Linked DNA regions of Homo sapiens: regions 2 and 3 are each linked to region 1. Evidence: read pairs that join two places in POLR2A ChIA-PET (ENCODE). Cell type or tissue: OCI-LY7. All regions are shown on one strand.

The links. ChIA-PET counts read pairs that join two places held together with the same protein. Peaks named below come from ENCODE experiments on the same cell type or tissue, not always from the same donor. Only the 100,000 strongest peaks of a DNase experiment are listed, where the experiment ranks them.
Region 2: POLR2A ChIA-PET joins it to region 1 with 5 read pairs; 7 of 35 experiments call an interaction of 5 or more read pairs at or near these places.
Region 3: POLR2A ChIA-PET joins it to region 1 with 5 read pairs; 4 of 35 experiments call an interaction of 5 or more read pairs at or near these places.

Annotation. Positions count from the first base shown.
Region 1 is chr4:78,779,557-78,787,556 of GRCh38, forward strand. All of the region lies in intron 1 of BMP2K (BMP2 inducible kinase), which reads left to right. Among named protein-coding and RNA genes, the nearest start is that of BMP2K, 7.2 kb to the left of the region's middle. In OCI-LY7, no CTCF peak of the experiment used is centred here; no DNase peak of the experiment used is centred here; H3K4me3 peaks cover 397 bases; H3K27ac peaks cover 535 bases.
Region 2 is chr4:78,679,138-78,687,137 of GRCh38, forward strand. It overlaps LINC01094 (long intergenic non-protein coding RNA 1094), which reads left to right. Exons shown (of 3, transcript NR_038308.1): 3 at 1,624-5,364. Among named protein-coding and RNA genes, the nearest start is that of LINC01094, 37 kb to the left of the region's middle. In OCI-LY7, no CTCF peak of the experiment used is centred here; no DNase peak of the experiment used is centred here.
Region 3 is chr4:78,717,626-78,725,625 of GRCh38, forward strand. The region is part of intron 1 of LOC101928893 (a long non-coding RNA gene); the gene reads left to right. Among named protein-coding and RNA genes, the nearest start is that of BMP2K-DT, 54 kb to the right of the region's middle. RefSeq lists enhancers at 889-1,460, 1,461-2,031, 2,470-2,764, 2,604-3,174, 3,435-3,564 and 3 more and a cis regulatory region at 3,398-3,882. In OCI-LY7, no CTCF peak of the experiment used is centred here; a DNase peak (open chromatin) is centred at 3,646.

The sequences.
Region 1 (8,000 bases):
CCATTGTGCACATGTCTGCAATGACAGTGGAAGTGCTATGAGTAATGATTTTGGGGATACAAATAAATGTTAGTGAGTAGATGAATTTGTAAATATAGTATCCTCAACTAATGAGGAGCAACCTTTGTTATAGGTAGATATGTATATGCACATATTATGTCTATAATTTGAAAAGCAGATTCTCAGGGGTAGGTTGTATGTTATAACTAAACTGTTAAAGTTTTCTCTCTGAAACATTATATACTTTGTATCATAATGTCTTTGTAGTCAAGCACATAAGTGTTTGAAAATAGAACTTGCACCTTTTTAGTTCCTCCTCAAAGTTTAAAGGACTGATAACATAGTGAGGCAGTTCATGTTTTTTTTCTCAAAAACATGTTTAGGAGTCTGTACTAAGCAGATCCCAGCTTTGGTCTGTAGAAATGAGGGAGAGCGGTATGTTGGTTTTAGCTTCAAACAGTGACAAATTGTCAGGCTCATATAATTAATTCAATGTAACCTTCCAAGTTTTTACTAAAACCTGGGGTTGGCTTGTTGACCACATGCATCACCATAACAAGCCTTTGGTGCTAGTCTGAGGAATTTAATACTGATTGATAATAAGTTGGTTTTTGAGTAGGGGACATTGTTTTCCCTAAATGTCCTTGGTACAAAATGGACCTAAAATGGGGTGTTGAGACTGGGAGAGCAGAGATAACTTGTTGAGATAATGTAATCACGAGGTTATGGGGGCTGGGTAGGAATGATAGTGTGAATATGGTGATGTGGGTAAGATTTACTGAGATGGGTGTTGGGGGTTATTGGATTGTTAGTAATTGGAGGCCAGGAATTTACTACAGGGTTCTTTAAAAATAGCTCAGTATTTCTCTTAGAGTTAAATGCTTAGATAAGCTAAGTATTAGCCAGTTCTCGTTGTTAATTTTTCAGGAAGGTTGTACTATACATCTGATTTTGCACTATAAATTAGTAGGGAAATGATAGATTTAAGCATTATATCTCATTTGCAGAAAGCATCTGTGGCTGCCCAGTAACTTGTAAGTTCACATTCCGAAGAGAAGATAGAGAGGATAGAAAAAAGGGAAGGATCGAATAAAAATATCAACAACTGTTACTACTACACAACTTCATTAAATGCCTTTGGTGTGCTAAGCACTGCTAGGTGCTACTTAACATAGTAGAGGACAATAGTGGAGGTATTCTTCTGGCCTATGAAACTTACAGATTAGTGTGGAAGGTAAAAGCTAAACAAGCCAACAAAAATCACCAAGTTACTATAGTTAAAATTTTTTATATGTGTCGTGAAGACAATGCTCAGGGTTTTATGAGAGAATTCAGTTTAGACTGGGGGGTCAAGGAAGGCCTTTTTGATCTTTTAGCAGAAACCTGAAGGATGAAGAAAGTTAGGTAAAAACAGAGGTGTGAGGTTGGGGTGATTTGAAGTATGTCATGAAGACTGAAGTCTCTGTGTGAGGGAAGGAAGTTTCAGAAACTGAAATATGCTCAGAGCTGTGGACTACAATGAATGAATCACATGTAAGAGAGATCCAAGATGATGTTGGCAAGGTGACCAGGGTCCGGGGCTTAGTATACCATGCTGAGGAGTTTAGGTTTTATCTGAAATGCAACAGGAAGCTATTGAAGGGTTTGAATTGGGGCAGTGACATGCTCTGATTTGTATTTTTACAAGATCATGCTGATTGCTGTATAGAGAGGTATACAAATTATAAGGTTAAAATGATGACAGTGGGGATGAAGATGATAATGCTTAAATGGGAAGACCTTGTGGTGGTCATAGGAAGTGTTAGGAATTACTTGCTTATGTATCTCTCAGGTGAAAGTACCGTTTGGGAACATAAGGAAGGAACAGATTTTTTTTTTTTTTTTTGAGGTGTTTGGAGGACAGCCAGTAGTTCAGACATGTTTAGAGATGTGTTTGGATGAGATATCTGAGAGGAAATATCAAATGGGAAGCTGGGTATGTCGTCTGGAACTCAGCAAAGGTGTTTGGGCTTAGAGATGGTACTTCTGATTGATTAGTGAGCCCTGGCTGTTATTTAAAGCCCTGGGAGAGGATGGATGTAGGGAGAGTGTAGAATGAGAAGGTGCTCATTGAAGGACTCCTATAGTGCATTGGTCTCAGACATTAGTGTTCATTGTAAACATTCAGAGGATTTGGTAAAACAGAAGTGCTGAGCCTGGTCCCCAACTTTTGATTATGTCTGAGTGAGGCCCACTCTTTCAGTGATACAGATGCTGCCGGTTCAGGAACCACGTCTTGAGTACCGAGTACCACTGATTTCGAGCGGGCGAAGAAGACTAAGAAGAAGGTGCTAGAGAGGTATGAGGAATACCAGGACACTCTGATACCTGGAAACTTGAGAGTATTTCAAGAAGGGGAGGGAGTGAGCAGTTGTGTTGCTGCAAAGTCATCTTACTTGATCACATTTTTTCGCCTGGCATTCACAGTTATTCATGCTCACTTCTTATCTTTAAAAGCTTACCTGTAATTATTTGCTAGGTGAATACTCTTTGCGCCTGGTGCAATGTGCTCCACTCCCTGTTGGTCCGTGACTGAATCTTGTACTTGCCTAGCACTCTGCCTTTGTCTCTGTAATCCCTGTTTCCTAAGTACTGGTTATGATCACTTCCTCCTTTCTGTGGACACTTGTAACTATTTGCTTTTTTCCCTCTTGTCACATTTAACCTGTCTTGAGATGGAATTATGTAAGCACCTAGAAACACTAAGGTTGTTAACTACTGTTCCTCTGTCATCTCCACTACCAGATAGTAAAATTCTTAAGGCTAGACAGACTCTGTTTTAATTGATGTTGTATCACACAAGTTGGCCATACCATGAACATTCAGCTACTTCTCAAAGGAAATGGTGCTTGATTTTTTTATTTTTAATCAGATGATGATCTTCAGTAGAATTTAAGGCCTAATTTGCAAATTGAAGAGCACCAATGGAGGGCTCTTTACTGGACCATCAAAGGTTTTGTACTTAGGCCAGAGGACTCTGTGTTTTCTAGTTTGGTGAAGACAAACAACCGTTAAGGCAGTGTCATTTCACTTAACAACTTGAAACAGGAAAGAAAAAAAATAACCCAGATGCCCCCTTGTAGTTATCTTGCTTTATTGACATTGTATTTTTATTTATTCTACAAAGGTGGCTGAGTTTTTAAAAAAGTATGTTACATGCAATTGTGAAATTGTTTTACATTTTGTGGTTAATTTTGACAGCTTTTTTTGGATGCTGAGCTTTTTGGGGGTAGAACCAAGGTCTATTCACCTGTGCATTCAGTTGTCCAGTAGTACTTACTCAGCACCCTTTTTTGTTGTTGTTTAATTAAGCTCTTAGAAAACATTGTTTCCTCTTCTGAAACAAGGAGTTAATATCTATTATGAAGATTAGAGAAGATAATGTGTGACAGTACCTGACAGTGCATTGCCAAATCTCTTCATAACTATGAGTGAACTTTTAAGTTCCGATTTGGTTATACGCTTTCAGTGAAATCTGATTTGGAAATTATAGTGACTTTATTATATATTTGGTATCACATTTATCCTGAATAAGTATCACATTTGTGTTTGAAAAATATCTGAATAGTTTGTTAGATAATTATGTGTCCCTCAGCCATATTGAATTTTCAAGTTTCAATCAGCTATATAAAATTTTGACCTATATAGTAGCATATGATTTCACTATAAAATGGAAATTATTTGCAACAAAGGACACTATATACAATATTAACAAATGGTTCTTTTTTGGGTTGTTTATGTTATTATTGTAGTGATAGCTCCTAGGATGTAATTTTGATTGTCCGTTAATGTATTTCCTCTAGAGGTAGTAGTTTTATTCAAGGACAAGCTACTGACACTAAAACAATTATTCTAAATTTTCAGTATTCCAAAAAAACAGTGGAAATTTATAATGCATTTATCTCCAGTAAAGGTGCTAAATTGTACAGGATGGGCATGGTGGCTCACGCCTGTAATCCCAGCACTTTGGGAGGCTGAGACAGGTAGATCACTTGAGGCCAGGAGTTCGAGACCAGCCTGGCCAACAGGGTGAAACCCCATCTCTACTAAAAACACAAATATTAGCCGGGCATAGTGGCACGTGCCTATAATAACAGCTACTCATGAGGCTGAGGCAGGAGAATCCCTTGAGCCCAGGAGGCAGAGGTTGCAGTAAGGTGAGATAGAGCCATTGCACTCCAGCCTGGGTGACACAGCAAGACGCTGTCTCAAAATAAATAAATAAATAAATAAATAATAAATAAAAATAAAAGTGCTAAATTGTACAAACATGCCAAATATCTTTGCTTTTAGGCTGTAGTCAACTATTGTGGTTAATACTGACATTCTCATGCTGGGCAGATTGAAAAGGCTATGTCTTCGATATTTTAAAAATAATGAAAATGAATTAATATTTGTTAGTATGTTTCATCATGGGGTGCACAGTAGGGAAACTTGGAAAAGGTCCTTGATGTTGTCAATGTTAGAGAATGTACTAGAAAGTGAGACGGATGTCCTTATGTTGATCCTGGGTCTTATATAGTGTTCTTTCTGATCTTGTATATTATCTTGGTTTTCTTTCACCATTTCCCTCCTATTTTTTTGTCAGAACTTGAAGTAGTTTCATATACATCCAATAGAGCTCATTTGGTAGTTATCAAAATGATTAAAGCCTTGACTTGGGATTCCAAAGTTAAGAGTCTTGAACTACCATTTCAAAGCTGCCACACTTTTCTAGTGGTCGGGTATAATATTTCATCTCCAAAAGATTGGGACTGTTTATTCCTTTGTTTTATCTTGCATGCATCTGGTGAACCATTCATCTACCCACAGCCTGCTATTTTTAGGGGACTAAGTTGGGAAGTTGAGTGGTTAATGACTGAGCTGTTTTAAATAGCTGGGCACTTAGTTAATTTGGAGATTCTTTGTCTATGTGTATCAGCTTTACAAATGAGGTCAGTCAGCACATGTCTGCTAACTGTTTCAAAAGTCTCTCTCTGCAGGAAAGTGGTTGTAAGGCCTTTTCTACAGAGAGACTTTGTTTTTGGTTTATCCTAGTCTTGTAGAATTGCAGTAACATTAGAGGCATTTTGCAGTAAGTATTATTTTAAAATATGGAATGATTGTTGTTACTAGTTTGCCCATTTTAACATTTTTAATTATCTTTGAAATAGTGCCTTCTTGGACGCATCTATCGGGGAAAAATACCAGCTGGTAATCCCTGTTCTGCCTCTAACTTGCATTGTGACGTTTTGACTTCAGTTTCCTCAAGAAAAAAATGAAGTGGAAAAAATGAATTTGTAACATCTTTTTCCATTTTAGTATTCTTGGATTCTGTCTATGTAACTGATTTTAACTGCTCTTTTAGATAAATGAGGAGCATGGGACAGGGAGGAATAGCAATGAACAATTTCAGGATTGAGACCATAATGAAAGGATTGTGTTTGATCGTTATACAATTTGAGTTCTTTGACAGACTTCACAATGGAATGGCAATTTATTTTTTAATCCTAAAGTATGAAATTATTTTTATTTTATTTTATTTTATTTTTTCAAGACGGAGTCTTGCTCTGTTGCCCAGGCTGGAGTGCAGTGCTGCAGTTGTGGTTCACTGCAACCTCTGCCTCCTGGGTTCAAGTGATTCTCCTGCCTCAGCCTCCCAAGTAGCTGGGATTACAGGTTCTTGCCACCACACCTGGCTAATTTTTGTATTTTTAGTAGAGACAGGGCTTCACCGTGTTGGCCAGGCTGGTTTCTTAACTTCTGACCTCAGGTGATCTGCCCACCTTGGCTTCCCAAAGTGCTGGGATTACAGTCATGAGCCACTGCGCCCGGCCTAAAATTATTTTTTAATCATTGGAAAAAGGTCTTTTCTAAGAAGTTGCCTTACATGCTAGTCCTTGAGATCCGGGTAGAAGCTCAAATTAAATTGTGTGACATTTCAGAATACTATTTAGTTTCAGTGGGCATGCCACCTTAATTGCTTATTTTACTATCTTGATTGTGTTCTCTAAGAGACTCATGCACAATATATGTATTTTAGAGAGTATTAGTAACAAAACAAAACCTTTTTATTCAAAAAGAATATATGAGGAGGAGGTATGACAGTACTTTCTCTGATGAAGTTTACAGATACAAAGTTTACCCTTGATATGTGTGGGAAATTGGGTACCTTTTGTTTCCAATGCTGTCAGCCCTAATTTGGGTCCTTAATACATCTCGTTTAGAGAATTATATTAGCATTTGGACTGTTCTTTCAGACTCTTTCCTTGCCAAACCAATTCTTGTATTCCTTCCAGTTTATTCTTCCTAAAATGGACTTATGCTCATGTCACTCTCTTACTTGCCTAACCAAGTAAAGTACAAACTCGTTACTCTAGGATTCAGGACCCCCTGACCTGAACCTCCAGTTCAGTATGACCTCCAACCTACCTCTCCAGCCTTAATCTCTTACTCTTACTCCCTACTTATATTACACTGATGTGCTTGGTATTTTCTGCACTTCTCTCAAGCTTTCTGCTATCGTCTGAATGTTTGTGACTCCTCCCGCAATTCATATGTTGAAATCCCAACGCCCAAGGTGATGCTATTTAGTGATGGGGCCCTTGGGAAATGATTGGGTCATGAGAGCCCTCATGAATGGAATTAATGCCCTTATAAAAGAGGCCCCAGAGAGATCCCTCATCCCTTGCACTACATAAGGTTAGAGTGAGAAGATGGCCATCTGTGAGGAAACAAGCCCTCTCCAGGCACTGAATTTCCCAGCACCTTGCTCTTGGACTTCCCAGTCTCCATAACAGTAAGAAATTCTGTTGCTTATAAGCCACCCAATGTGTGTGTGTGTGTGTGTGTGTGTGTGTGTGTGTGTGTGTGTGTGTTTTGAGACACGGTCTCTATTGGCTAGGCTGGAGTGCAGTGGTGTGATCATAGCTCACTGCAGCCTTGAGCTACTGGCCTCAAGCAGTCCCCTTGCCTTAGCCTCCCGACAGTTGGGACAATAGGCATGTGCCACCTTGCCACACTTCTCCATTTCTGTTTTTTAGCTTATGTTGTTATGTTTGCCCAGAATGCAAATACTGGCCTCCACCACTCTGTTAAAAATGGGGTCTTGTAGGATATATTTAAAATAGTTACTTTTTTGTAATCTTTATTTTTTCCTGAAACCCTATCTACAACCAAATAAGTGTAATTATGCCTTCCTTTGCTCTGCGTAGCAACTGTTACTCATATAGCACTTATCTTAAATAGCTTTGTTCTATTCTAATAAAATGCGTAATTTTCTCTACTTTAAAATTTAATTCTTTTAAGGCTTATCTTGTATTCATTCTTTTTTTCCCTCTCATTATTTTTAAAATATTTGGTAGAGATGGGATCTTGTTACGTTATCCAGGCTGGTTTTGAACTCCTGGCCTCAAGTGGTCCTCCTGCTTTGGCCTCCCAAAGTGCTGGGATTACAGGTGTGAGGCACCATGCTTGGCCTTGTATTCGTCTTTTATCTCTTGCAGTGCTGTACTCATGATAGTATTGAGTACCTCTGTAAGAGGTTGAGTTTTGGTATTCAAAAGTGATCAGAGGGCTTGCTACAAATTACTATGAAACAATTGGATAGCAGCCATATTTGACATATCAAGCTGTTCAGTTGATATTTAGGAGAAGGCTGACTCTGTTTTTGAAGTTCTGTCCATTTTAAAATAAGGAGATAGAGATATTTGTTAATAATGTAGTTCTAGCATTAAATAGATGGATGAAAAAATACTACCAGATTTATTTTTGGACTCCTAGCCTGTTTTATTTCTGTTATGGTTATATGTATAGTACATCTTTGTTTTGTGGGTACTGCATTGCTTGTATTTGATGTGACTCTCAAAATGTTCTAGCCTGAATTCCCTTGAGCCACTACCGTTAGACAGAGTGGGAGCTGGGTAGTCTAAAGTATGTGCTTTGGATAACTGATCTTAAGAAAACAGTTTTGGGGGTGGTCA
Region 2 (8,000 bases), 100 kb before region 1:
TAAAAAAAATAATAAAATATAAATTAATTAATTAATTAAAATATAAACAATATAAACAGTGGAAGTCTTAGACATGGCCAAGTCCAAGGCCAGGCATGGTGGCTCAAACCTGTAATCCCAGCAATTTGGGAGGCTGAAGTGGGCGGATCATTTGAGGTAAGGAGTTCGAGACCACCCTGGCCAATATGGCAAAACCCAACCTCTACTAAAAATACAAAAATTAGCCAGGTGTGTTGGCTCACACCTGTAGTCCCAGGTACTTGGGAGGCTGAGGCAGGAGAATTGCTTGAACCTAGGAGGTGGAGGTTGCAGTGAGCTGAGATCACACCATTGCACTCCAACCTAGGAGACAGAGTGAGACTGTATCAAAAATTGAAGAAAAAAAAAAGAAGTGCCCAAGTCCAAGATGGTTAGACATCCTTACTCTCCTTCCCATCCCCACATCACAATCCGAATGCATGCTTCTGGGGCTCCAGCTGTCTTGCTTTTGTATGAAGAAGCATTCAGACCAGATGCAGTAGTTCATGTCTGTAATCTCAGCGCTTTCAGGGGCCAAGACGAAAGGATCTGAGGTGGGAGAGTCACTTGAGGCCAGGAATTGGAGACCAGCCTGAGCAACATAGTAAGACTTTGTCTCCAAAAAACACTTTTTTTTTTTTTTTTAAAGCTGGGTGTGGTAGCATGTGCCTATAGTCTTAGCTACTCAGGAACCTAATGGGAGAGAATCACTTGAGCCCAGGAGTGTGAGGCTACCGTGAGCTATGATTGTGCCACTGCACTCCAGCCTGGGTGATAAAACAAGACCCTTTTACTTAAGAAAAAGAAGCAGCAGCAGCATCTGTATATCACCCATGCTCCATGCATTGGAAAGCCTTCTGTGTAGATGTAGAATCATGCCAAATGATTTTATCCATGCAAATAGGTACAGGTATAGGGATCAAAAGTTGTCCTAGTTAATCAATTATCATTAGTCCCACAGTGTTTTCTGTCACAGATGTTACTTTTCTGGAGTGGTAGGTGTGGCAAGGTAATTCATTAAAATATGAATTTGTGTTGGTTCTCTCTATAGTTTTAACCTCCTCAATTCTGGTGAGATAAGTCAGTTTTTGTCTCCTTGTCTCAGAGGTGATTTGTAACTGAGCAGAAAGTAGGAGCTTCCTGAAGAAAGGCACTCCATTTGATTTGTAAAAACCTCAACTCATAGAAGAGATGGTAATACATGATCTGAATGAAGGAGAGTGCCTTTAAAAGTGGCAAGATGGGAAAAGGGTTAACTTCTCCAGTCTGGGCAGTCTATAGATTTTTGGAGAAGCAGGGACCCACTTCTGGTCCCTAGGCAAGGTCTCTGAGAGAATCACTGCATGACTTTTGAGCTCCAAGCACCAGGATCCCAACCCTGGTCACTTTCCATTTCCAATGAGAGGCCCAAGATCAATTTGTTACTGGATTTCTAGGAACCATTCAACAATAAGTATATCTGCAATAACCTCCATGGACTGGAGGTTAGAGTTGTTTACTCTTTAAATCAGTTAGAAATGTTTTTAACTGCAAACAATAAAAAAAATTTTAAACCAACATACGGTGGCTTAAACAAACAGGATGTTTCTTTTTCTCTCACAACAGAATTCTGGAGGAAAGTGGCTCTGGGAATTGAACAGTGGCTCAGTGATGTTGGGGCCACCAAGTCTGCAATTCTCCCTACCTGTTCTTCATGGTTGTAAGATGACTGCTGCAATTCTCGGCATCATGTGCATGTTAATGTCAGGAGGAAGAAAGGAAGAGGGAGCACTGGGATGTTACATTCATTTTGTCAGGAAAAGCAAAGCCTTTCCAGACAGCTCCGAAACTTGCTTACCTCTCATTGGCCAGCACCATCACTTGACCACTTGTCCACTCCTAGCTGCAAGGAAAGTGGCAAAGTAGAAGGTATTTGAGAATGTCTGCTGGGTTAGCCAAAACAATAGTGACTTCTACACCCAATTTTCTGGGCACTGCAGAAGTATCCTTGAGTCCTATGTGATCAGAGGGAGAGCAAACCTCAATAATGAAACAGATTCAATTTCCATCACCCAGTGAGACACCATGGGATTAGAATAAATTTTTAAAAAAACAAATTGAAAAAAATGCATTTTTAAAACAACAAAATCAGAAAGGATGAAAGGTGATATTTCTAGCATATCAGTTTGTGGTGGTAAATTAATTACCTTATACAAAGGCCTCAGTGACTTTCTTCTCCTTACCTAACGAATCATCTTTAAAATAAGTAAAATAAAGAAACAAGAGCAGCAGCAGATGCTTCCTAAAAAGAAGTTACCAAATCTGTTCACCACAAACCTGAGAATTCAACTGTGGACATTTGGACACCAGCAATGAACATGAAACTCAGCTTATGAGGCATATTTGGCTAAAGGTCAAGGTGACTTAAAGTTCATCATAGGACATCTACAATTTGCAAAGCAGGTGACTGGATATGGACTCCTTCCAAGTCTCATTTAATTGGATAATGCCTACGTTTTAAGTATCAGAAGTGAGTCTTTCTCTATTAAATGAAGTCAGTTCCACTAAAACCTAAATCTTGTTTGGCAGGCACTCCATGTTTCTTAATTTTTATTCCATGCTGTATATTCTTTTAGACTTGATTTTCACTTTTTTTTCTTTTTTCCTGTACATTTATCTTTGCTGTGAAACAAAGTGCCCTGCTTTGAAGGACAGGTTTGTGGGCTGCTGGTGGTGAGACAACAGCAGTCCTTCCAAGTCTTCCTCCCATCACTCTGTTAGCTCTCCCTTTGTTTTTAATTAGCATTACACCAGTTAATTCTGTTATCTCTTAACCCTGGTTCTGCATCCTCTTCTTCTTTTCTATTCCTTACTCCGCTCCTGTTTTTTCTTGTTCTGCTTTTCCAAGAAATGTCTTGTCTCCTCATCAGTTGACTGTCTTCTCTTTCCAGAGGGACCATAAAGGTGCCAGCCTAAGGAACACGTAAAACGTGGGAACAGACAAACAAGCTGCTGCCTATTACAGAGATAGATAATTAACTTTGGACCATTACATGCAATTCATCAGCTTATCTTTTTCAAACTTTATATAAGAAGTCATTTCCCAATGGTAACCACTTGCCAGCTGCAACTTTGACGCATATTATCAGGATAGGTGAGATTGATGGGGGCCCTTTGAACTCTTCCCAGGGAATTATCTTTATAATGTTACAGTTTTCTCTATAGCATGGTCATATTGTTAACATTGGTTATAAGGTCATATGGTTAGTATGGTTAGTATTGGTGGCTCACAGCTGTAATACCAGCACTTTGGGAGGCCAAGGTGGGAGGATCACTTGAGCCCTGGTGTTCAAAACCAGCTCTGGAAACATAGCAAGACCTTGTCTCTACAAAAAAAAATTAAATAAATTAAAAGATTAGCTGGGCATGGTGGCACATGCCTGTAGTCCTCACTACTTGGGAAACTAAGGTGGGAGGATCCTTTGAGCTTGGGAGGTTGAGGCTGCAGTGAGCTGTGGTTGTGCCATGGCACTCCAGCCTGGGTGACAGAGTGAGAGCCTGTCTCAAAAAAAAAAAAAAAAAAAAAAAAAAGTACCTGTAAGGTCTTTGGGATTTTGAAGATGAAAGGTGTTGCATAAATTGAATGAATTCACTTAGAGAGATAGAAGGCAACTACAGGGAATATTACGTACATCATGGAGCGGAAAGCACTAAGGCCTGTGGAATTATTCTCAGTGACACGTCGTTGAGGGCAGTGGTCCACATGTTTTGAACATGGTTTCTCCCAGGTGAAAAGGATGAGTAATTTGTTCTCCTTCACATGTGTGTATGTAGGTCTTATACACAGCAGATTTGCCACAAAACAAATGAAGATTACACTTTGGGCCCCTCTCTCACATGAGCCCCTTCCAAAGTTCTGTTTGCTAATTTTACATTTTGTAATTTCTTATTATTTTTCTTAAAGAAGCCTCCTCCAATTGCATAAACTTCAAGCCTCACAAAATTTGGATCCATACCTGAGCCAACATACAATACAATTTTCCATTTCTAACTTTTAGTTGTACCTAGTGTTTTATTGGAAATGATCAAGTACATGAGTGGTGTCTTTTTAAAAAATTTACTTTATTTGCTTCTCTAGCTTCATCGTTAGTTAGGCAGTTAAATCTAACCATTTGGAGGTATTTTCATATAACCTCCATTGAGGACAATTTGGCAATAGCTTTTAAAATTATAAATATATTTGTACAGTTATAAGCTGCCATATCTATAAAACTATTTGATAGACAAAAGTTGAAAACCCTCCAAGAGCTCATCAATAAAAGATTAAATTAATTATGATACATCCATATGAGCACTGAGCAGCTGTGAAAAAAATGAGGAAGTAATTCCTGTGCTGATATGGGAAGACTTCCAAGACATGTTGTTAAGTACAGAATGGTGTATACAGTATGCTATATAGTGTGGTAAAAGGTTTAGGGATAAGCATTTATATTTATAACTGTTTATATTTACATAAAGTAATTCTGAAAGGATACAAAAAAGCTAACAAAAGAGATTACCTGTGGTAGTGTGGGGCTTGGGGATTGGATGGGTGAGAAACAGTAGTGGAAATGAGATATTGTACAGTTTAAGGCATTATACACCTATAAAAACATGGGAATGTATTACCTACTCAAAAAGTGAAATTAAGAGAGATACAAGAAACTGTTTGGATGTTCCTTCCCGTTTCAATGTATCTATATTTTTTCAGCCCTCAAAGTTATTATAAATGTCATTATAATAACTTCATAAAGCTTCCCCTATAATGAGAATCTTACCATTCTCCTAACTCCAATAGCACTGTAATCCACCTCTGTTAGGACACATCACTCTTCATCATGTGTGATTATTATTTGCAGATATCATCTTCAAGGCTCTTCTCTATTTACCACCTGCCATTCTTGTTCTCACCTCTACATGACCTTCACATTTTATTTCTCTCGGTTTTTTGGACAAGCTACATTCCCTTCCACAGAGAAGGCTTCCCTGACCCCTTTCACTTGGTTGGATTACCTTGCTATTCTTTTCTATCTTTGTACATTCCTTTTCAAAATACTTATCTCCCTTGTTGTTACCTATAATGTCTGTCTTCTTTACTCAAGAGTCTAGACAAAAAGCTCCACGCCAGCCTCGGCTGTGTTTGTATTGTTTACGTCTGTGTTCCTAGTGCTTAATAAAATACCTAGCAAGGGTTAATAAGTACTTGTTGACTGGAAGGGAATGACTTCCTTCCCTTACTAGAGAGTGATTTCCTTACAGGCGAGATGTGTCAACCTTCTATAGCCCACATAAAATAAAGGACAATATCTCCTATTGGATAAAAGACAAGAATTTACATATGAGTTTTGTCATTTACCATACCAGCTCTGGGATCTTAACTTTTTAGCCTCTCTGGGCTTCAGAGCTCTCATCTACATTAAGTTTTTCATTCATTCTGTCATTCAATAAATATTTATGGAATGCTTAGCATGTGCCACTAGTCTAGCAACTGTGGATACTGAAGTACGCAAGGCAGAATAGTACTTGCTATCTGAAGCACACGGTTTAATTGGGGTGGGGAAAGAGTTGGTGGGGAGGGTCTCATTAAACATATAAGCCAAATAAACCAAAATTACAGGTAGAGTTAAGGCCATGGCAGAGCAACTGAAGGTGATGAATTCAGAGAGGCCAGGAAGGGACCCTCTGAAGCGATCATATCTGAACTGAGTTTTTGAGTCAACTAAATGAGATAGTGTCTGTGAATGTCTTAGAATCATGTCTGGCATGTAATAAGTGTCATAAATGATAAGTATTACTATTTATAAAAACTTGTCAAAAAATGAACCAAAAATACAAGCAGCTTGTCTTTCACATATAAAATACTATAGTTGCAACATGTATATGTCTTTGTATAGTGAGAAAGCATATTGTATGTATATTATATTTCATTTGAGTAAGTTATTTTTTAACTGAAGGAATCTCCTATTTTGGTTCTGAAATAGTTAACGTTCCTTTTAAGTAGTCTCATTTATACCTTGAGAGTGATTTAATTACCCACAGCATCTGTTTAACATTGTACTCACAGAGAAATCACAGAAACGTATGCAACATTGGTTGTTCCTAAGTAGATTCAATGTTCTCTAAGGTCTCATTAACCTGTAAGTTCTCACATGTTTGTTACATCTGAGCTAATGAAGAAATAGCCAGGGGTAAGGAACTGAGAAAGAGACTATGGCTGTCTCAACACAAACCCATTCCAGGACTGTAAAAAATATCTGACAAGTCATATCTTCCCAGTGTGGTAGTAAAATCACTGGAGTGTATTGGATGGTATAAGCAACTGAAGAGGATTAAGAATGGCCTCTGTGGCTGGGCACAGAGGTTCACGCTTGTAATCTCAGAACATTGGGAGGCTTAGGTGGGAGAATCACTTGAACTCAGGAGTCTGAGACCAGCTTGGGCAACATAGGAAGACCCCCACCTCTACAAAAAAAAATTAAAAATTAGCTGGGTCTCGTGGTGCACGTCTGTGGTCCCAGCTACTCAAGAGGCTGAGGTGGGAGGATTGCTTGGGCCCAGGAGGTTGAGGCTGCAGTGAGCCAAGATCACACCACTGCACTCAAGCCTAGGTGATGGAGCAATAACCACTCTAGAAAAAAAAAAAGAAAAAAGAAAGGAAAAAAAAAAAGAATGGTCTCTTTGCCAGGCATTTCTCCTTTAGTCCCTAAAAAACATAGGCAGTAGGTAGCTGCCTCAAGTTGGATTCTTCAGAAGCTGACCCTTAGACGCAGGAGAGAGAAGTGTAAGATGGGGATAAAAGTCTCTTTTCCAGGTAAAGTCTCTGCCTGGGCTGGGGTATTCTAGGGTAATGTGTAAATTACACATTGAAGTTTGTCCTTATTTGAGGTTAGAGAATTAGGCTTTCAAACTCCTGCACCAGTCACTCACTGGCTATGACCCCAAGCAGCTCCAGTAGCCCAAGGGCAGTTCCCCAAAGACAGCCACAGATATGGGCTGGGCAAGCAAATGACAGAGGGGCTTTCTGCACAGAAATGATGAAGGAGGCCCACAGAATCAGGGCAGAGCCCTACCCGTGCTCTACGGCATTCATATCCCCAATTTACATGGGAGAAAATCCGACACTCAGAGAGGTCAAGTACTTCATTAAAGGTAACTGTTTAAGGGGCAGAGCTTGGCTACAAACCCAGACAGATTTGACTCCACAGTTCATGCTCACTCTTCTCTACCAAATGTGCCTCCCTTTCCTGACCATCAGTTATATATTCAGGAACATATTCTGTATTTATATAAATAGACATTATTAACCTAGCTTCCTGAGGCAGAAGATTCTATCAGGAATTGTAGTGAAATATTATATTTGGGGATCTCTAGAAGAGCACTACCTAAAATCAATGCAATGAAAGCTACCTGTGTAATTTAAAATTTACTAGTGCTCTCAATAAAAAGGAAAATAAATAAGAGAAATTAAATTAAATAATATATTTTATTTTACCCAACATACCCAAAATATTATTTCAACATATAATCAATATTTTAAAATGTAAAATTTTTTATACAATGTATTTTTGTGTCCTTTACACTTGTAGCATGTCTCAATTTGGTTGTGAAATATTTATCAAAAACATTGCCAGGTGTGGTGGCTTATGGCTGTAATCTCAGCACTTTGGGAGGGAGGCAGATTACTTGAGGTCAGGAGTTGGAGACCAGCCTGGCCAACATGAAACCTCATCTCTATTAAAAATACAAAAATTAGCCAGGCATGGTGGCACATGCCTATAATCCCAGCTACTTGGGAGGCTGAGGCAGGAGAATCACTTGCACCAGGGAGGCAGTGGTTGCAGCGAGCAGAGATCTTACCCCTGCACTCAAGCTTGGGCAACCGAGCGAGATTCCATCTCAAAAAAAATACTTGATGTGAATTTAGATTTCATACGATTTACAGCTGAAAAAGTAGATTCACATAG
Region 3 (8,000 bases), 62 kb before region 1:
GGGTTGCTGCCAAACAAGTCATGAACTGGGCTGGATTTTTATATTTGATGAAAAAGAGCCTAAACGCTTCTGATTTGGGATGAAGAAAAAGGAGCATTAACCTTGACTATGCCTTTATCTCCAGCCACCTTTTTAAGAGTAAATTGCTGGGCAGGAGGGGGAGGGCTAGTCATGGAACGAAACTGTAAGCCAGACCAGGTGTGAGGAGGGGAGATGATAAAAAGATTATAGGGTGGAGGAGCAGAGGCTGAGGAAGAATTGGGACCTAGCTCGGCCTGGCGAGGAGCAGCCTGGGGAGGAAGGGAGAGGTCAGATGGGTCTGTAGAAAGGGAAGATTAGAAAGACTCAGCGACGCTTGGGGTTGGTACTGAGGGGACAGGCGGGAGGGACAGAAGGAAGATTTGGGAAGAGTTGCACTGGGCACAGAGACTAGGAAGGGACTGATGTGTAAAAGAATGCCTGGACGTCAGGCACCTCAGACCGTTTGCCTATTTTACGGCAAGAATTATTTAGATCTTGCAGGATGGAAAAATTCAAAGTGCCATTTTCTGGCTATTTGGAACTACTGTCGAGTTTGTATTGGGGTCAAGCGGCATTGCAGAAGAAAATAAGGCATTTAGGTTTTAGGTCAGGTGTGAGTTGAAGAGGTTTTAAGTTTTTGAGAACACAGGCCAAGGGAGTAGAAGGAGGAATGGAGGGTGGAAGGTTGATGATAATGAAGGAAGCAAGCCTAGAGAAAAGAGAGAGTAGAGAAATGGAGGGAAGGGGTTCGGGGGTTCTTACCTTCCAGAAAAGTGGGAAAAGGGGTTGGGGCACAGAGATAGGAGGTCAGGGCATGGAAATAAGGGATGGGGTGCAGAAATAAGGGGTTGGGGCACAGAAATAAGGGATCAGGGCATGGAAATAAGGGATCGGGGCATGGAAATAAGGGATTGGGGTGCAGAGATAAGAGGTCGGGGCACAGAAATAAGGGATTGGGGCACAGAGATATAAGAGGTTGGGGCACGGAAATAAGGGATTGGGGTGCAGAGATATGAGGTTGGGGTACTTGCCCCTCTTCTAGAAAAGCGGGACTTGCCGCTAAGAATGAAGGAGAAGGGGTTGAGGGGTACTTGCCCCTCCCCCAGAAAAGCAGAGAAGGGGTAGACACAAGGAGAGAAGGGGTTGGGGTACTTGCCCCTTCCCCAGGAAAGCAGGACTTGCTGCTAAGGGTGAAGGACCAAGGCAGGCGTCCCTGCGTGGTCTGGCACCTTTGAAACATGGGTGAATAATGACAGAGGCGTCCCTGCAATGATTAAACACCAAGGGAAGGCTGCCTTCCCAGTCCGTGACCGGCGCCGGAGTTTTGGGTCCACAGATAAAATGTGTCTCCTTTGTCTCTCCCAGAAAATGAAAGGAATTGAAATTAAGAGAGGGGAGAGATTGAAGAGTGGAAAGGAGAAAGTGGTTGAGGGACAGTGAGAGAGGTTGGAGAAGAGAGTAAGAAGAGGCTGCTTACCTGATTTAAAATTGATGAGATGTTCCTTGGGCTGGTCAGTCTGAGGACCTGAGGTTGTAGGTGGATCTTTCTCATGGAGCAAAGAACAGGAGGACAGGGGATTGATCTCCCAAGGGAGGTCCCCCGATCTGAGTCACGGCACCAAATTTCATGCACATCTGTGTGAAGAGACCACCAAACAGGCTTTGTGTGAGCAACATGGCTGTTTATTTCACCTGGGTGCAGGTGGGCTGAGTCTGAAAAGAGAGTCAGTGAAGGGAGATAAGGGTGGGGCCGTTTTATAGGATTTGGGTAGGTAAAGGAAAATTACAGTCAAAGGGGGTTTGTTCTCTGGCGGGCAGGAGTGGGGGTCACAAGGTGCTCAGTGAGGGTGCTTTCTGAGCCAGGATGAGCCAGGAAAAGGACTTCACAAGGTAATGTCATCACTTAAGGCAAGGACCGGCCATTTGCACTTCTTTCATGGTGGAATGTCATCAGTTAAGGTGGGGCAGGGCATATTCACTTCTTTTGTGATTCTTCAGTTACTTCAGGCCATCTGGGCGTATATGTGCAAGTCACAGGGGATGTGATGGCTTGGCTTGGGCTCAGAGGCCTGACAGAAGTTTTCCCTTGGCCCTTGACAATATATTATATGATATTAAATCAATGTTATATTACTTAGAAGTGATGATGATATTATAGTTATGCGGAGAATGACTTTGTTCTTACTGCTTGTATTAAGGTATTAAGGGATGAAATGCTGTGAAAATGGTTCAATTAAAAACAACAGATGATAAATTATCCGTGAAAAAAAAAAAAACAACCCAGATACCAGTCAAATTGAAATAGAGGAAAAAAACAACAGAATGAGAGAAAGAGAGAAAAAGGCAAAATCTTAACGATTGTTAAATCTGGATGATGGGTATACAGGTTTTCATTGTACTATTGTAACCAGCCAGTGGGTTCATGTTGCCCACTGCCCAGATAGAGCCGATTTATGAAGACAGGGGAATTGCAATAGAGAAAGAGTTTAATTCATGCAGAGCCTGCCGAACAGGAGACTGGAGTTTTATCACTCAGAGCAGTTTCCCTGAAAATTTGGAGGTTAGGGATTTTCAAGGACAGTTTGGAGAGCCAGGAAATGGGTGCTGCTGATTGGTTGGGGATGCAGTCCTAGGAGTGTGGAAAGTGTCCTTGAGCCTGCTGAGTCCGCTTCCGGGTGTGGCCACAGGACCAGTTGGCAGGATCGGTGGAGCCATCAGCCTTCAGAGACAAAAACCTGAAAAGGCTAATCTCAGGTTCTCCAAGAGTGATGTGATCTGCAGGAGTAATTGGGGAAGTCACAAATCTTGTGATCTCTGGAATAATGGCTGGTAGTCCTTTCCATCTACACTACAGCAGAATTCAGGCTCCTTTCATTCTAATCTAGTGGTCATTCATTAGCTTTACAAAGGCAGTTTAGTTTTGGAAAGGGCTATTATCATTTAAACTATAAACTAAATGTATTCCAAAGTTAGCTTGGCCCAAGCCCAGGAATCCTTAAGGGCAGTTTGAAGATTAAGGGCAAGATGGGGATTGGTTAGATGAGATCTCTTTCACTGTCATAATTTTCTTACGGTTATAATTTTTGCAAAGGCGATTTCACTACTATTTCAATTTTTCTGTGGCTTTACCTTTTCGAAAAAGTAAAACTGAGGGGGAAATATTGCAGAGTTCAATGTACAGTACATTTTTTTTTCCTTTTAAAATGCAGAAGAGGGTTGGTCTACTTCAAAAAGTTCATTAATATTAGAATTATATTCTAAAATAATGGAAGGCCTTATAGAAATCTTCTACTCAGGTTTGGGGTTGCCGTTTATAACTTTTAGCTCCTGCTTTCCCCATGCTTACAAACCCCCTTTCTTTTTTCTTTTTTTCCCCCACAAGTTGCTGGACTGTGTCATAAGATTGCAGCATGCAGCCATGTTCATAGCACCACGCCGAATCCTTTCTGGTGAGGGTATCTCATATTGTGGCATTGGCATTGTCGCTGCTGACATTTTGAGTCTGCCCCCTCTGTATCTGGTGCGGAGTTGATCATGATGAGGTGACAGAGGCAGAACTGCCAAAGGTGACAGAATCATCTGTGTACACAGTTCTCTTCCATTTCCGGTTTTGAGTCCTGGGCTCTTTTATCTTGCTCCTCTTTCTGGCACAGCCCAGACTCCCTTCGGGGTCATTTCCGAAGTGGAACCCGTGCTCGGTCACTCCGCCTTTCTGTTTCCTTCCCCTCAGCAGTGAAAGAACCTTGCTTTGAAAATTGTTCAAAGGGGGATGGGGTGGTTGGCAGTTGTAAGTAACTAAATTCAAACCTTATGAAAGAGCATGACTTTAGGCTCTTATATAAATATATCCTGAAAAAAGTATATGTACTCTGAAGGGAGAGACCAGTAAAGTGTTGCTTAAAAAGAATATAGCTAACAATAGTGACCACAAAAGCATCATGCATATGAAAAAGCATGACCTTTGGAGTTAGGTAGACCTGGGCTTGACTCAACCATGCCACTTGCTGACAGGGTGATCTTGAATAAATTACTTAACTTCTCTGAACCTCAATTTCCTTATCTATAAAATGGAACAAACAATACCTGATTCTTGCTAGAGTGAAAAGTTACAATATAATTTTTCCTTCCTGGCTGAGAGGCTTCCAGACATCTGAACATGAATCTGGTGTAACTGCTGAGCTCAGCCCAAAGTGATCCTTTCTGTTCCACAGGAATGATTGAGTACACAGCCAAAATGAGAGACAGGGGGCAGTTGAATAGGTTCCCTGAGGGCAAAGTGCAAAGCCCTTGTTTGAAGTCTTTTATAATTCAAATCTATCGAGATAGTATCAGCACTTCTCAAACTTTAATGTGAAGAAGAATCACTTGGAGCTCTCGTTAAAATGCAGATTTTGATTCTTTAGGTCTGCAGTGGGCTTCTAACTGTAGACGTCCTGAACTTCTATCTAGAACTTCTATCTAGCTCCCGGGGGATGGAGATGCTCCTCTTTCATGAACCACCCTTTGAATAGCAAGGCCCCAGGGCATATATTTAAAAACCTGAGATTTCTCCAGATTGGGAACTTCTAGGATTTCCAGACTCTACTTTTTCTTCATTCTCACTCTCCTTCTGGAGAGTGGGCACTTAACATGCCCATTTTTAGTTATTATTCTATTAATTGCAATCCTCCTTTCACCGTGTTTTAATGAAGTAAAGCTCCTTTCAAAACGAACTAACAGCAGTTGTTCGCTGCCAGCGGAAACCTCACTGAAGAATTAAATACAACTATGAGCTTCTCTGCAAACAGGAAGGAAGGAGTGAATGGGAATGAGAGAGGAAGCTTGGCAAAAAAATGTCCCTGGGAGCCGCATTTATCCCCTGCCCCAAAGGGTGGACAGGACTACAGTCCCTTGTAATTGTGAAAGTGAAAAGGGGGAAAGCAAAAATGTAGAGACCTGAACCTCTGAGCATGTGCATTTTGAGTAAGTCCTGAGGCTTCTTCTTCCCTTCCCTCTCCAGGCCTCCCTCAGAGGTCAAATGCTGGTCCTTCTGGAGTGACTGGAGGCCCAGGACCTCCCCAGCAGCTTCTATCCTATTTAAGGCCTTGCTTAGTGAGTTCCAGTAGCCCAGACATTTTGAGCTGCTTGATTTAGCACATGTTTACAGTCCACAAGGTGTTAACATGAAATAATTGGTTAAATTTCTCACCAACAATCACCAAGTTTTGAGATTAAAAAAAAATCAAAGCCGCAAACACTTTTTGAGAGTCCATTAAAACCCAAGAATTAGGTTAGGGACTGTGAAAAATCAAACAATGGGGAACTCCACTGCCTTCAAGTTTTAATTTTATGAAAGGAAATAGACATGTTATAAAAATCAATGCTGTAACAGTGAGACAAGAGAGAAGGTGCAAGTAACCAGAGATGGGAATGATGCAGGCCATTAAACAAGAGTCTGCCTGTGCCCAGTGAGTACCACAGGGCCTGTTATATAAATGCATAAATATTGCTGAATAAATAAACCAGTAAGTGAGAATGAGTAAGTGAATGCAGAACAAGACCTTAATGTCTCAAAGAAAGCCAAGCCCATTTTTTCCCTATTTTTTTCCCCCTTATCTGATTATCCACTGCTAGGATTTCACAGGCCTCCCATCCAGCTCACTACTTTGCATCCCCTTGACTGACAGCAGTGAGGACCTTGGAATGTAAACCACCCCTCACTCTGCCCTTATCAGACATTTTTGGGGAGCTTATTTGTATATCAATATCTATATCTACCAGGAATTTCCCTCTATTCTCAGCAGTTATCTTGAGAGGAGTCCTGTAAGTTTAGAAACAACTATTGCCAATTTTCTAATCAAAGAAAAAAGAGAGCATCATGGATTATGTTTGTGTCTCCCCAAAATTCATAATATGTTGAAATCTAATCCCCCAATATAATGGTATTTGGAAGCAGGTCTTTTGGAAGGTAATTAGGCCATGAGACTGGAGCTTTCATGAATAAGAAGAGACCCCAGGGAGATCTCTTTTTTTTCTTTTTCTTTTTTTTTTTGACATCTTGTTCTGTCGCCCAGGCTGGAGTGCGATGACGTGATCTCGGCTCACTGCAACCTCTGCTTCCTGGGTTCAAGCGATTCTTGATTCTCCCAGGTCAGCCTCCCAAGTAGCTGGGATTTCAGGCACCCACCATCATGCCCGGCTAATTTTTGTATTTTTTGTAGAGATGGGGGTTTCACCATGTTGGCCTGGCTGGTCTTAGACTCCTGACCTCAGGTGATCCTCCCGCCTCCGGCTCCCAAATTGCTGGGATTACAGGTGTGAGCCACCGTGCCCAGCCTTGCTTCTTTCTATCACGTGAGGATACAATGAGAAGTCTGCCGTCTGCAATTTGGAAAAGGGCCCTCACATAATTCTGACCATGCTGGCACCTTGATCTCAGACTTTCAGCCTCCAGAACTGTGAGAAATAAATTTCTGTTGTTTATAAGCCACCCAGTTTATGGTATTTGTTATGGCAGCCCAAACTGATTAAGACAAGGGGGAAGAAGAAGGGATTACAAATGAGATAGCCTAGGGAAACGTACAATGGCAGCAAACTGACCCTTTCTGGAACAACACCTGCAGCAGGTCAATCATGCCCCAGAGCAATGTGGGACAAAGGAGGACAAGGGCGTATGCCCATTTCAATGTTTGACTGCAGGTTGTTCCTCACTTCAATAATACATCCAACTGAACAGAATAATATTCTAGGTACTAAAAATGAAAAAATGTGTTGTTTAAGTTTATATAATTCTATTTCAGAGCTAAAACATTGCTCTCTTTAATTAGCATTTATAGAGTACTAGTTAAGTACTCTATAAGTGCCCCACCAATTGATGGCCAGTGCCGTGGCTCACTCCTGTAATCCCAGCACTTTGGGAGTCTGAGGTTGGCGGATCACGAGGTCAGGAGATCGAGACCATCCTGGCTAACAGGGTGAAGCCCTGTCTCTACTAAAAATACAAAAAATTAGCCGAGCGTGGTATCATGTGCCTGTAATCCCAGCTACTCGGGAGGCTGAGGCAGGAGAATTGCTTGAACCTGGGAGACAGAGGTTGCCGTGAGCCAAGATCATGCCATTGCACTCCAGCCTGGGCAACAAGAGCGAAACTCCATCAAAAAAAAAAAAAAATCAATATGGTTAATTAATACTTTTGCCATACCTATGTAAATAATCAGGCCAATTCATGTGTGTGTGTGTGTGTGTGTGTGTGTGTGTGTGTGTGTGTTATCATATAACAACTTTTAAGGAAAATTTGTGAAACTTTGAAATGTGAAAATTTAAAAAAAGATTTTTATTTCCAGGTGTCTTTTTAATGGAATATGAAGTGTTATCTAGTATACCTTTCAGGGTTTGTCTCATTGTATGGGGTCTGTGCCTTTCCCTGTCTTTGAATGAGCTGTCTTATAACTCTGTAAGTTGTAGAAAATTGATAATAATGCCAACAATTTCTGTTCATAGAACTGCAAACAAATTTTGTCAAAGTGAATATGCAATGGTTTCATATATAGAAGAGACTAGTTTGCCTCTATTAGCAAATTCATTTCAGCATTCCTGACTGCCAGTAGATGTGTCTGTTCTTTGAAGTCTCTATGAACTGTTTTTCACATCTTACAGTTGCCTTATAAATAAAATATTTCATGTGTTCATTTTGTATTTGTATAAAATCCATGATTTCTTTCTTTTTCTTTCCTTCCTTCCTTCCTTCCTTTCTTTCTTCTTCTTTTTTTTTTTTTTGGCAGAGTCTCGCTCTGTTGCCCAGGCTGGAGTGCAGTGGCGCGATCTACAACCTCCACCTCCCAGGTTCAAGTGCTTCTCCTGCCTCAGCCACCCAAGTAGCTGAGATCACAGGTGTATGCCATGATGCCTGGCTATTTTTTATATTTTTAGTAGAGATGGGGTTTCACCATGTTGGCCAGGCTGGTCTTGAACTCCTGACCTCAAGTGATTTGCCTGCCAAG